Regions from separate parts of the Homo sapiens genome. Here region 2 is linked to region 1. The links are chromatin loops, found by intact Hi-C in ENCODE. Cell type or tissue: CD14-positive monocyte. All regions are shown on one strand. Each heading gives the region's core, and the rest is flanking DNA. Links, peaks and the distances in the headings are about the cores only. Region 1 overlaps ACMSD (aminocarboxymuconate semialdehyde decarboxylase). Region 2 overlaps TMEM163 (transmembrane protein 163).

Region 1 (5,379 bases), core at 194-5,193:
TAGAAAATAAAAGGGACACTTGGAATTAACAAAGGGGGTTGGTAGATTTACCATTGAGGTTGATGAACTTAATATATCATCTGGTAAAACAAGCGTCAGGAAATATCCATCATTCAAATGTTTTGGCTGACAGCAAAATGCTCAAGGACTAATCCCACAGCTGAAATGTAGGGGAAAATTTCCCCTACATTTGGCTCCTTCTGGCTCCTACTTGGTCTACACTTTTGGAAGGACTGCTGAGATTGTATCCTTGGAGTCAGGGCGAGAGTGCCCCCTCCTTTTCCCCACTTGGAAACCAGAGTTTGTGGAAAGTGAAGAAGTGATGTGCTGGAGCCAGAGGCTCAGTGCTGGGCTGGGGCTGGCTGGCCTGACCCAAGCCACCTGGTTACTCAGAGCCCAGCACTGGGTGGAATCCCTGGGGTCTACAGGCATTCACCCATCCCCAGAAGCCCAGATGAGTCTCTGAACAGTTGGCTGTGAGTGAGATGACCTCAGAAATGGAAGAGGTCAGTGCCTTAGCCAGACAGGCACTGACATGAATGTCATAGGCATGCTCCAGGGCCTTCTGAGAAATGGAAATACCATCTGGATGGAATGACCTTTATGCAACAAAAAGTTTAATTAAAAGAAGTCTCCTCAACAGGCATTGAATATTAGTGCTCGTCAAGATTCAAAAGAGATTTCCCTTAGAATAATTCCTCACCACATATATTGAGGTTCTGGAGTGATTCATCCTACCCTCATACATAAATGTTTGTGCTAACCAGGCTGATGCAATGTGACTTGTGTACATAAGCATTTTTAAAATGGAAAAGCAATTCTGGGACAACAAGGGATTCTGGAAGTGTCAGGAAAAGGGTAAGTTGAAGAAAGGACTTTTAATTCAACAGGTCTTGGGTAGCAGAAGAGATATAAGCCTTTTAAAGAGAGAGAAGCTAATTGGTTTCTGATAATAGGTGCCTGTTGGAAAGAAAATATTGACCTCTTGGGATGGTTTGGGTTTGGCAAAGGTGCATGGTCATGGTATCTCAGTGGGATTTGACTCCTCATTTGGATACAAGTTTATTCTATGTGCCTCTGGTGGTTCTTTTCTTTTTAAAATTTTTCCTTTTTATTTTTTTGTTAACTTTTATGTTAAGGGTACATGTGCAGGTTGGTTATATAGGTAAATTGCATGTCACAGGGGCTTGGCATACAGATTATTTTATCACCCAGGTAATAACCATTGTACCCAATAGGTAGATTTTTGATCCTCACCCTCCTCCCACCCTCATTTCTGTTCAGTTCAAATTAACATATTGTTGATCTCCTTCTATATGTGGGGTTTGTAGAGAATAGAAAAAGAAGTTATACTCTCACAATTATAATTAACATTGACTGAGAACTTATTATGTGCCCAAGCTGTTATAAGAATTTTATAATTATTAACTAGTTTAATTTTTTGTGAGATGCGCACTTTTACTACCCTCATTTTATGGAGAAGAAAACTAAGGCAGATAGAAGCTAACTTACTTAGGCCTTGTGGCTGATAGATGGTGGAGCTGGGCAGTTGGCACTACCATTCAGTCTGCCTTATACCAATAACGAAGTTGTTTTTGCAACTGAAAACTGACCTGAGCATGTATGATTGGGTTTACTCACTAAAAAGGGAGGTCTAGGAGATAAAGGGGACAGTTAGACCTTTGGAGTACCAGGATCACCTTGAGATGACAAAGCCAACCTGGCTCATGATAATTCATTTCAGCACATTATTGACGCAAACTAGAGAGCAGAGAGGCAGGCAAACCTTGCTAACCAAACAAATATGCTGCCACCCCCAGGACATCATAAGTCACCTGGGGACAGGATGTGCTCCTGAATCCCTTCAGAGACTGGATGTCCTCAAAACAGCCCAGTTAGAAGGATTGATGGGTCGAGCTAGTCACACAAATGAAAATATCCATGTGGACCTCAACCGGCTGCTGTTGCTTCCTAAGTCCCTTAGTAATTCATAAACCCAAATCCAATGAATGCTAAAATGACTTGCAGCTGAAGTCTCGATCACACTGTGCTGAAACAACTTGGATGCATAAGTAAATAAATCCTCTTTCAAAGCTCATTAAAGTTTCTAGAAAACATTCACTGCATCAGCTAAACCACTGCAGCCAGTAAGCTTCAGGGAGTTCAGTATATTGAGGAACATTAAATCTTTCAAGTCATTAGAAGGCAATTTAACAGGCAATCTCCTGACTGGTGGGCAGTCGCCATAGATACAAACATGGAAAATTTTTTGCCTGTAGTTAGACCTCAGTAAATACTAAATGAGTAAATGATCAGTAGTCACAGTGCCTGGTGAGTCCACAAACATCTATTTAAGTCATTATTAAAGATTTTGCATTTATAATGAAAATAATAGAAAGCAATATTATTATAATTCTAGGAGGGAAATAAAAAATTAAAAAATGCAATTGAGTAAAGAATTATGCATCATGAATCCTGGTACTGAGATGAGAAGGTTTGGTTATAGAAAGAGTTGAAAGTGGAGGAGGAAGAAGAAGACTGATGGAGATGACTGTGGAACTATGGACACTTGAAGTTGGATATTTCAGAAATGAATGGCACTGAATTTTTGAACATACATTTTACCATGAGATATTTTAAGTATAGAAAGTATAAACAATAACACAATGAGCATCCCTATACCCACCACCTAGTTTCATCAAATGTTAACATTTTCATGGTATTATTTTTTATTAGGTATTTTAAAGTACATTTCCAAAATATATGACTTAAAAATATCTTAATTACAGATTGGTTAAATAAATCAAAGCATAGCCATATATTGGAATATTCTGCAGTTATTTAAAAATCGTGCATTAAAAGAATTTTCACTTATGTTGGAAATTTTTAATTAGCATACAAAATCACATGTGTAACAGAATTTCAGGTTCATTAAAATATAGATATATGTATATCAAGAAAGTAACTATGTATGGTAACAGTGGCTACTCATCTTTGGGAGGCTGGATTATGGGTAATGTTTGTTATCATCTTTATACTTTTCTGTATTTTCGATAATTTCTTCCAAATTATTTCATAATTTTGAAAAATGTTTAGTATTTTTTTTCCAAAGCAGATTTTTTTTTTTTTTTGAGATGGAGTCTTGCTCTCTTACCCAGACTAGAGTGCAGTGGCACAGTCTTGGCTCACTGCAACCTGTCTCCTGGGTTGAAGATACTCTCATGCCTCAGCCTCCCAAGTAGCTGGGATTACAGGGGTGTGGCACTACGCCTGGCTAATTTTTTTGTATTTTTAGTAGAGATGGGGTTTTGCTATGTTGGTCAGGCTGGCCTCGAACTTCTGGCCTCAAGTGATCCGCCCACCTGGGCCTCCCGAAGTGCTGGGATTACAGGTGTGAGCTGCTGCACCTGGCCAAAATATATATATATATTTGTATGTCATTAACACGATTCTTTTGCACAGTGGCTGTAAAGAGGGTATTTTGTCTTCCAAGTGAAAGATTAAAAGGAGGGCAAGGGGGATGGAAAGAAAAGAGATTTCACTGTTAACTCAGTGCTGGCCTAGGAACCCTTCCACCAGTTCCTCTTTGGAATGGCCCACTCCTTTGCGGGGGCTATTTCCACACCTTCTACCTACATCAAACAAGTCGTGGACACCGCTCTCCCCTCCCAGTGGGGTGACGCTTCACCTCCTCCCTGCCAGCACCCAGCGGTGCCCCCGGCCCAGGCACTGGGCGGCTGGCGTTGGCTGAGCAGCCCCGCTACTCACCGCATAGACAGGAAAGAGCTCCTGCGCGTTCAGGTCCCACTCGTTGACGTGGGTGCCAATTTGGACCCCGGGAAAGCCCAGCTCTTTCACACAGCGCTCCATCTCCTTGACCGCCAGCTCAGGGGCCTGCATGGGCAACGTCCCCAGACCCACGAACCTCCTGGGGTAGCTCACAACGGTGCTGGCAAGGTCGTTGTTTAAAAGCTGGCACAGGTTTAAAGTGTCCTCAGGTTTGGCCTGGTGGAGACAGGAAAGGGAAAACCGCATTGTTGAAAACCTACTTCTTTTAGACATTCACTCTGAACAGTGCCTCCTCATGGCTATAATATTTGTCATTTTCAGTGGCTTTACCACATCAGAAAACAGAGGCACAGATTGGGAAAGGTGCTGGCCACAGACAACCGAGAAGCCAATCTTTGTAAAGCAAAGAAAACTGCAGGTATATTGCTGATTCATTGGAAAAATTGAGGCCAGAATCAGAAGGGAAGAACACAATTACTGGCATGGTATCCCAACACTAGAGATGGAATGAGCATGGGCCACTGCCAACTGCAGAAAGATCTTAATGCCCCCCTACCTCCCAGGAGGTCGGGCCTGGCCAAGGGCCCCAGGCCACCATCAAGGCACCTCCTTGTCATGCCCCATTGAGGGCCGCCAGGCTGGCTCACTGACTTGTCCTGCCCCTGCCTGTCCTCCTCTCTGTCCTTCTTGTTGGCTGTGACATTCAGGGCTGTCCTTGGCAAAATGCTGAGGCAGTTGAAGTTTACTGTTGGTTTTCCTAATGCTCCCTTCTTCACTGTTTACTTTCCTCTGTCACCCCACTGCCCACTGCCAGGAATCTGGTCCTCTCCTGCAGCCTCAGTTGTCTAATCAGAGTGGTAGCCAATCTGATAAATTCAGGCATTTTGAGGTCTCAGGGCACTTTTAAGTAGTGAATGCAATCGCAGGAACAGGCAAAGACTGAGTCACTCACTAATACTGGATTTATGAACACAGATCACGGAAGTATGTATGAACAGGTGATATTTCCACTGCTCCTTAAATCACGAGAGTGAGTATCTGCTTGGATGAGCAGGGACTAGCACATTCCCGGCTACGTACAAAAATTTTCCTCCACAGGCTGGAAATCATGCCTGAAACTTTTAGTGCTTGAGATTTATTCACTTGGGAAAGGGCATCCCACTTCAGGATTACCCTTCTGAATTGTGTTTTTCCCTTGGAGAGGTGATATATTAGGTCATGATTATTATTCCTACCTCAAAATCATTCTCGTCTCAGAAGATATTAGCTTGTCAGTTCCCCGGCAAGGCATTGCAGGAATGAGTCACCAGACAGGTAAGTTCTGGTGGAGATTAAGGCTGGTCTAGTACCACTGTACAGTGAAACTATAATGCAAGTCACATAGCAACATGTGACTACTGGCTACCGTACTGGAGCAAAGACATGGCTAAGAAGACAGGCCTGAGAGGGGACCCTGCTGATCGCTAAAGGGGAGGACAGTTGTTGGGGGCAGTTAGTGGTACTGGTGTCCAAACTTGAGGCATCTGTTCACTTTTTGGGAGCTCAACACGAACCTTCAACACCAAGGAGATGGCTTGAGGTTTCACACTC
Region 2 (5,379 bases), core at 230-5,229, 280 kb after region 1:
TCTTTTAGCATACTAAAACATTATAATTAGTGTATAATGAGCAGTGAGGACGACCAGAGGTCACTTTCATCGCCTTCTTGGTTTTGGTAGGTTCTGGCTGGCTTCTTTACTGCATCCTGTTTTATCAGCAAGGTCTTTGTGACCTATATCTTGTGCCAACCTCCCATCTCATCCAGTGACTAAGAATGCCTAACCTCCTGGGAATGCAGCCCAGTGGGTCTCAGCCTTATTTTTCCCAGCCCCTATTCAAGATGGAGTTGCTCTGGTTCAAATGCCTTTAACAATTCTTCTTTGAATTTTGACCTCTTTCTTGAACATTACCTTCTCTCATTCCCTTTTCAGTGCCTGGGTCCTGTGTATTCTACCTGTACCTCAGAGCTTACCTCAGTCCCTTCTTTCTGCTGCCTCTCACTTCTGGATGTCATGACCTTGTGCATGGACTATTGCAGTAGCCTCATAGTTATACTCTGCCTTTGACCTTTGTCTCTTCCTATTTATCTTTGGCATTGCTGGACAATAAACTTTTTGAGGGGTATCGCCTATTCCCTCTAATGTGAAATGTCCCCCATTTCCTACTAAAGAAAGCCCCTACTCCTTTGTTTGCTGCTCTTCATGAACTCTACACTTTGGTCTAACTGGTCCTCTTCCTCCCCACCGAATGGCCTCTTCCCCCCCCAACGTTTTGCCTGTTTACTTGCCATCCTTCCATGTAGCCCTTCTTGATTCTGACATGATCAAAGAATAAATGCTATGGCCCTTGTTCTCCTGTGAGAGGCAAACCTTTCATTGTGTACATTGCCTTACTGGAATGAGTTTGTAGGGGTCAGGGTCCATGCATACCTCCTATTAGTTTCCTCTTACCCCATCTAGCATTTGTTCTTTGTATAGAGCAGGCATCTAATAAATGTGTGAATGCAAGACTGTCCCTCTGGAGAGAGTCTCAAGGCACATGAGAGAGCATGTGCCTTGGTTAATGGCACATGCTGGTTCAGTGCCCTCTCCTTGTCCCCAGGGATGACCTTGTCTTCTCTCTTACTGCCCATGCCACTCCAGTTTCATCGGGTTTAGGAACTGCTGATTGGACCCCAAGGTGATAATTGTCTTTTCTGTTTGACTTTGCTTCTCTGTCATGAATGATGATGTGACAAGGTGTGATTGGCATAGCTTAGCAGTGGTGGACGATGGCTTTATTGCAGAATCATTCATCTCCTTCCCCTTTCCCTCCTTTCTTATTGTCTGACTCACTGTTTTCTTTTGGAGTTGCCAGAGAATGGTTAATTCCATTAACAACTTAGCAGCTTTCCAGGACTGTGGCCTGGCTGATTCTCCAGGATCTGCTCACAGCTCTACCAGGAGTGGGATTTTTGGAACGATACCAATAGTTCCCACATTCACGTGGTGAATTCTCTTGGTTCCAAAAATGCCAATTGTAGGACCACAGGGTAAGTAGACTTTGGCTTATGGAGATGTTACAAGTTGGGTAGGAACCTGGCTGATGTTGAAAGGACTCACATTTACATTTTCTCTGGCCTTCTGTAACATTTTCCTTCCCTTTGGATGTGGTGATTTATAGAGAGGTTGTAACTGCCTGGATTATTTTTCATACTACACAACAGGGAGCACTGTGAAGTTGCTTTCCTCCTAAAAGTAGATTAAATATAAACACTCTGCAGTAATTGGATTTGAAGTGCATCCCTTCTTGTTATTTGTTTGAATACCTTCTTGTCAGTGCCCAGGAGGATATCTCTGGAGCCTTCCAGGTTTTCCACATTGTGTGGATAAACTGCATCTTTGTTACCTACAAAAAGAATCCCATCAGCCAGAAGCCTTTGGATCTCTTTGGTTAAGGAACTGCTTTCTTATTGAGAGTCTTAGAGTCTTAGTTTTAGAACAGTTAGGAGACAGAGTTTCTTGATGCCCTGACTGTGTGATTGAACCACGTGTCTGGGTTCTCTTGTGTCTTCTTAGGCCTTTGACCTGGACGTGCAGGAAGACAGGCACAAAGGCTGGCCTTGGGGACTGAGGCCTGCTGCGTTCAGGTTTTCTGTGGATGGTGTTCTCAGCCTAGCTTCTCACACGGGGGTGATACTTTGTTTTTTTCTTTGTTTGTTTTGACAGAGTCCCGCTCTGTCACCCAGGCTGGAGTGCAATGGCGTATTTTGGCTCACTGCAACCTCTGCCTCCTAGGTTCAAGCAATTCTCCTGCCTCACACTCCCTAGTAGCCAGGATTACAGGCATGTGCCACCATACCTAGCTAATTTTTTGTATTTTTAGTAGAAGCGGGGCCTCACCATGTTGGCCAGGTTGGTCTCGAACTCCTGACCTCAGGTGATCCTCCCAACTCGGCCTCCCAAAGTGCTGGGATTACAGGCGTGAGCCACTATGCCCTGCCAAGGGGTGGTACTTTGGTTCAAAGTTGAGGGTAGACCTTTTATTTAAGCCATTTTTTTTTCAGGACTTTAAAGGCCATGGCTTCTCAGGACTCACAGATGAGATCTTAAGTCCAAGATTTACCCTAATTAGACCCCTGTTTCCCCTTCTCATTTTGCCCAGGTTTCATGGGAAAGGAAGTGTACTCTGTCTACAGCTTACTGGTGTGGAAAGGATAATAGGAGCCTTTGGGGTTTTTCTGGTGGATTGAATTAACAAATATAGGTGATGCTTGACTTAAGATGGCTTGCTCTAATAACCTCTGCCACTTGCTACATTTCTGTGGTTAATTACAGATGTCAATAACAGCCCACACTGGTGCTTCCTGCCGTCTCGTGACTGGGCCAGGAGTTCTGCTGCTGTTGCACCAATCCCACTGCAGCCCTGGCTGACGAGGCCTGGATTCTGTCAACAGCTCTGTCATGGGTTGAATTGTGTCCCTCCAAAATTCTCATGTTGAAGTCCTAACTCCCAGTATCTCAGAATGTGACTTCCTTTGGAAATAAGATTGTTGCAGATGTAATTAATGAGTTAAGATGAGGTCATGCTGGAGTATGGTGGGACCTAATGCAACATGACTAGCGTCCTTATGAAAAGGGGAAATGTGGACACAGATACGCACGCAAAGAGAATGCCACGTGAAAATGGAGGCAGTGATCAGCGTGATGCAGCAGAAGCCAAGGAATGCCAAAGTTTGCCAGCAAACCACCAGCAGCTAGAGAGAGGGCTGGGGCCAGTTTCCTCTGCAGCCTGTAGAAGGAACCAATGGTGCTCACACCTTGATTTTAGACTTCTAGCCTCTAGAACTCAGACAATAAAGTTCTCCTGGTTAAGCCACCTAGTTTGTGTTACTTTGTTTTGGCAGCCCTTGCCAACTAATACAAGCTTGGCCTGAGATTAAGGAATCACTAAAGAAAAGGAAATTGCCCTGGAAACAGCCATTTCTCCAACAGGTGCCATCCGAAGAATTTCAGTGTCATATATGTATCTTGACTCAACTGTAAAACATCTTAGAATTGATGACCCAAACTTTGAACACTGTTTTGTGGTCCTTAGAGCCTTGCTTGCTCTTCATTCCAGACTTTGTTGGGCTCTTCTTTCAAAAAGTCTTAAGTCCATGCACAAAAATCTTCCCTGGGAGGAACATATACTATAAGGCATTTATACTAAAATGTTGGCTTTTATATTTAATAAATATTTGAAGAAGCAACTGGTTCTTCACATGACTATTTGTTAATTAAATATTCCAATTTTGCTTTATGTTTATAAGAAATATTGATAATAACAGCTAACATTCATTGAGCATGGACTCTGTGCCAGGCACTCTTCCAGGTATTTTTTTTTTTTTTGAGACGGAGTCTCGCTCTGTCGCCCAGGCTGGAGTGCAGTGGCGCGATCTAGACTCACTGCAAGCTCCGCCTCCCGGGTTCACGCCATCCTCCTGCTTCAGCCTCCCTAGTAGCTGGGACTACAGGTGCCCGCCACCGCGCCCGGCTAATTTTTTGTATTTTTAGTAGAGACGGGGTTTCACTGTGTTAGCCAGGATGGTCTCTATCTCTTGACCTCGTAATCTGCCCGCCTCGGCCTCCCAAAGTGCTGGATTACAGGCGTGAGCCACCCCACTCGGCCATTCCAGGTATTTTTAATGTATTAACTCATTTGATTCTCACAACAACCCTCTAAGAGGAAATGGAGGAACAGAGAGATTAAATAACTTGCCTAAAGGTTTTACTAGATGGTTCTATTTGCAGCCATCACTTGAGAATCTATTAGGTCCAGAGTGTGAGGTAGCCAGACTCTGTGCCTGTAGTCCCATAGTCCCAGCTACTCAGGAGGCTGAGGTGGGAGGATCACTTGAGCCCAGGAGTTTGAATCTGGCTTGGACAACACAGTGAGACCCTGTCTCTAAAAAAGAAAAAAGAGGACGAGGTTGCCATCTCTTTCTGTCCCTGTTTCCAGGTGGGGTTGAAATGTGATGGTTAGATTTAATAAAGATCTCTACATGTGACATAGTTATAAGAGAATGAAATGTCTGCAGGCAGAGCTCACAGTTTAGGGGCCTCTCAAGTTCTATATGAAGAATACCCAGGCATCCATGAAGTGTCCTGTCCCTGAAGTGTCTGTGGAGTAGTTGGCAGGTCACTGGTGCTGGGTCTGGAGCTGGGCATTGGACTCTGCTGCTTACCAGCTCTTTGATTCTGGACAAGTCATTGCCTTTGGTGAGCCTCATGTTCCTTAGCTAGAAATGGAAATACTACTCTAAGTTTACATGCTAAGCTTAGTACCTGGCACATTGTGGATACTTTCACATTATAGATAATTTGAATGAACATTTGTGTCTGAATCCGGTAAAAGTTGCCACCCAGACTCTCTGGCCACCCAGACTCTCTTATTTCTTTAGCAAGAGTCTCGAGTCTTTATCACATGCCTTTGTACTTTTTTTTTTTTTTTTTTACTAGAAATTTCAGAGAGGTCTTCTAAAATGCAATGGTCAAGAAACTTACGTTTCTGGGTACTTTATCTTCCAAACAAACATTGAGGATTGTGCCTTGCCTGGAACTTAGTTAATGGGGAGGGGTTTTTCACCTGTGATTTTTCACATGGGTGACCATAGAGCAGGCATATAGGCCACCTGGCTATCCTACATAATGATCTCTGGACATTCATTCCATGACCTCTGCCTTGTAGGATCTTAGTGCACACATGCTTTTGTGGATGTTGCTTCAGACACCATGGCTGGGCAGTGAGTCTGTGGTTTTTGCTAGAGGCTGCTGCCCTTCCCTGATGCAGCCGTCTCTTGGCAGCGTGATCTGTTTATGTTCTTCATTTCAAGGTTTTTCATTGTTCCTTAGTTCTGCTGCTGGCAGCAGTTGAGAAATTATACTTGGATATCAATTAGGGCATCCAAAATATGACTTTATCCTGGAGCAGGGCAAGGAGAGCTTAGT

The links. Peaks named below come from ENCODE experiments on the same cell type or tissue, not always from the same donor. Only the 100,000 strongest peaks of a DNase experiment are listed, where the experiment ranks them.
Region 2: it touches region 1 in a loop (2.3-fold over the local background); 1 of 110 quality-filtered maps calls a loop at or near these places.

What each region holds. Positions count from the first base shown.
Region 1 is chr2:134,862,021-134,867,399 of GRCh38, reverse strand. It overlaps ACMSD (aminocarboxymuconate semialdehyde decarboxylase), which reads right to left. Exons shown (of 10, transcript NM_138326.3): 5 at 3,769-4,005. CCNT2-AS1 (CCNT2 antisense RNA 1) reads left to right here. Exons shown (of 5, transcript NR_036549.1): 5 at 1-767. Among named protein-coding and RNA genes, the nearest start is that of MIR5590, 6.9 kb to the right of the region's middle. In CD14-positive monocyte, for the core only: no CTCF peak of the experiment used is centred there; no DNase peak of the experiment used is centred there.
Region 2 is chr2:134,584,143-134,589,521 of GRCh38, reverse strand. The region is part of intron 2 of TMEM163 (transmembrane protein 163); the gene reads left to right. Among named protein-coding and RNA genes, the nearest start is that of TMEM163, 130 kb to the left of the region's middle. In CD14-positive monocyte, for the core only: no CTCF peak of the experiment used is centred there; a DNase peak (open chromatin) is centred at 2,941.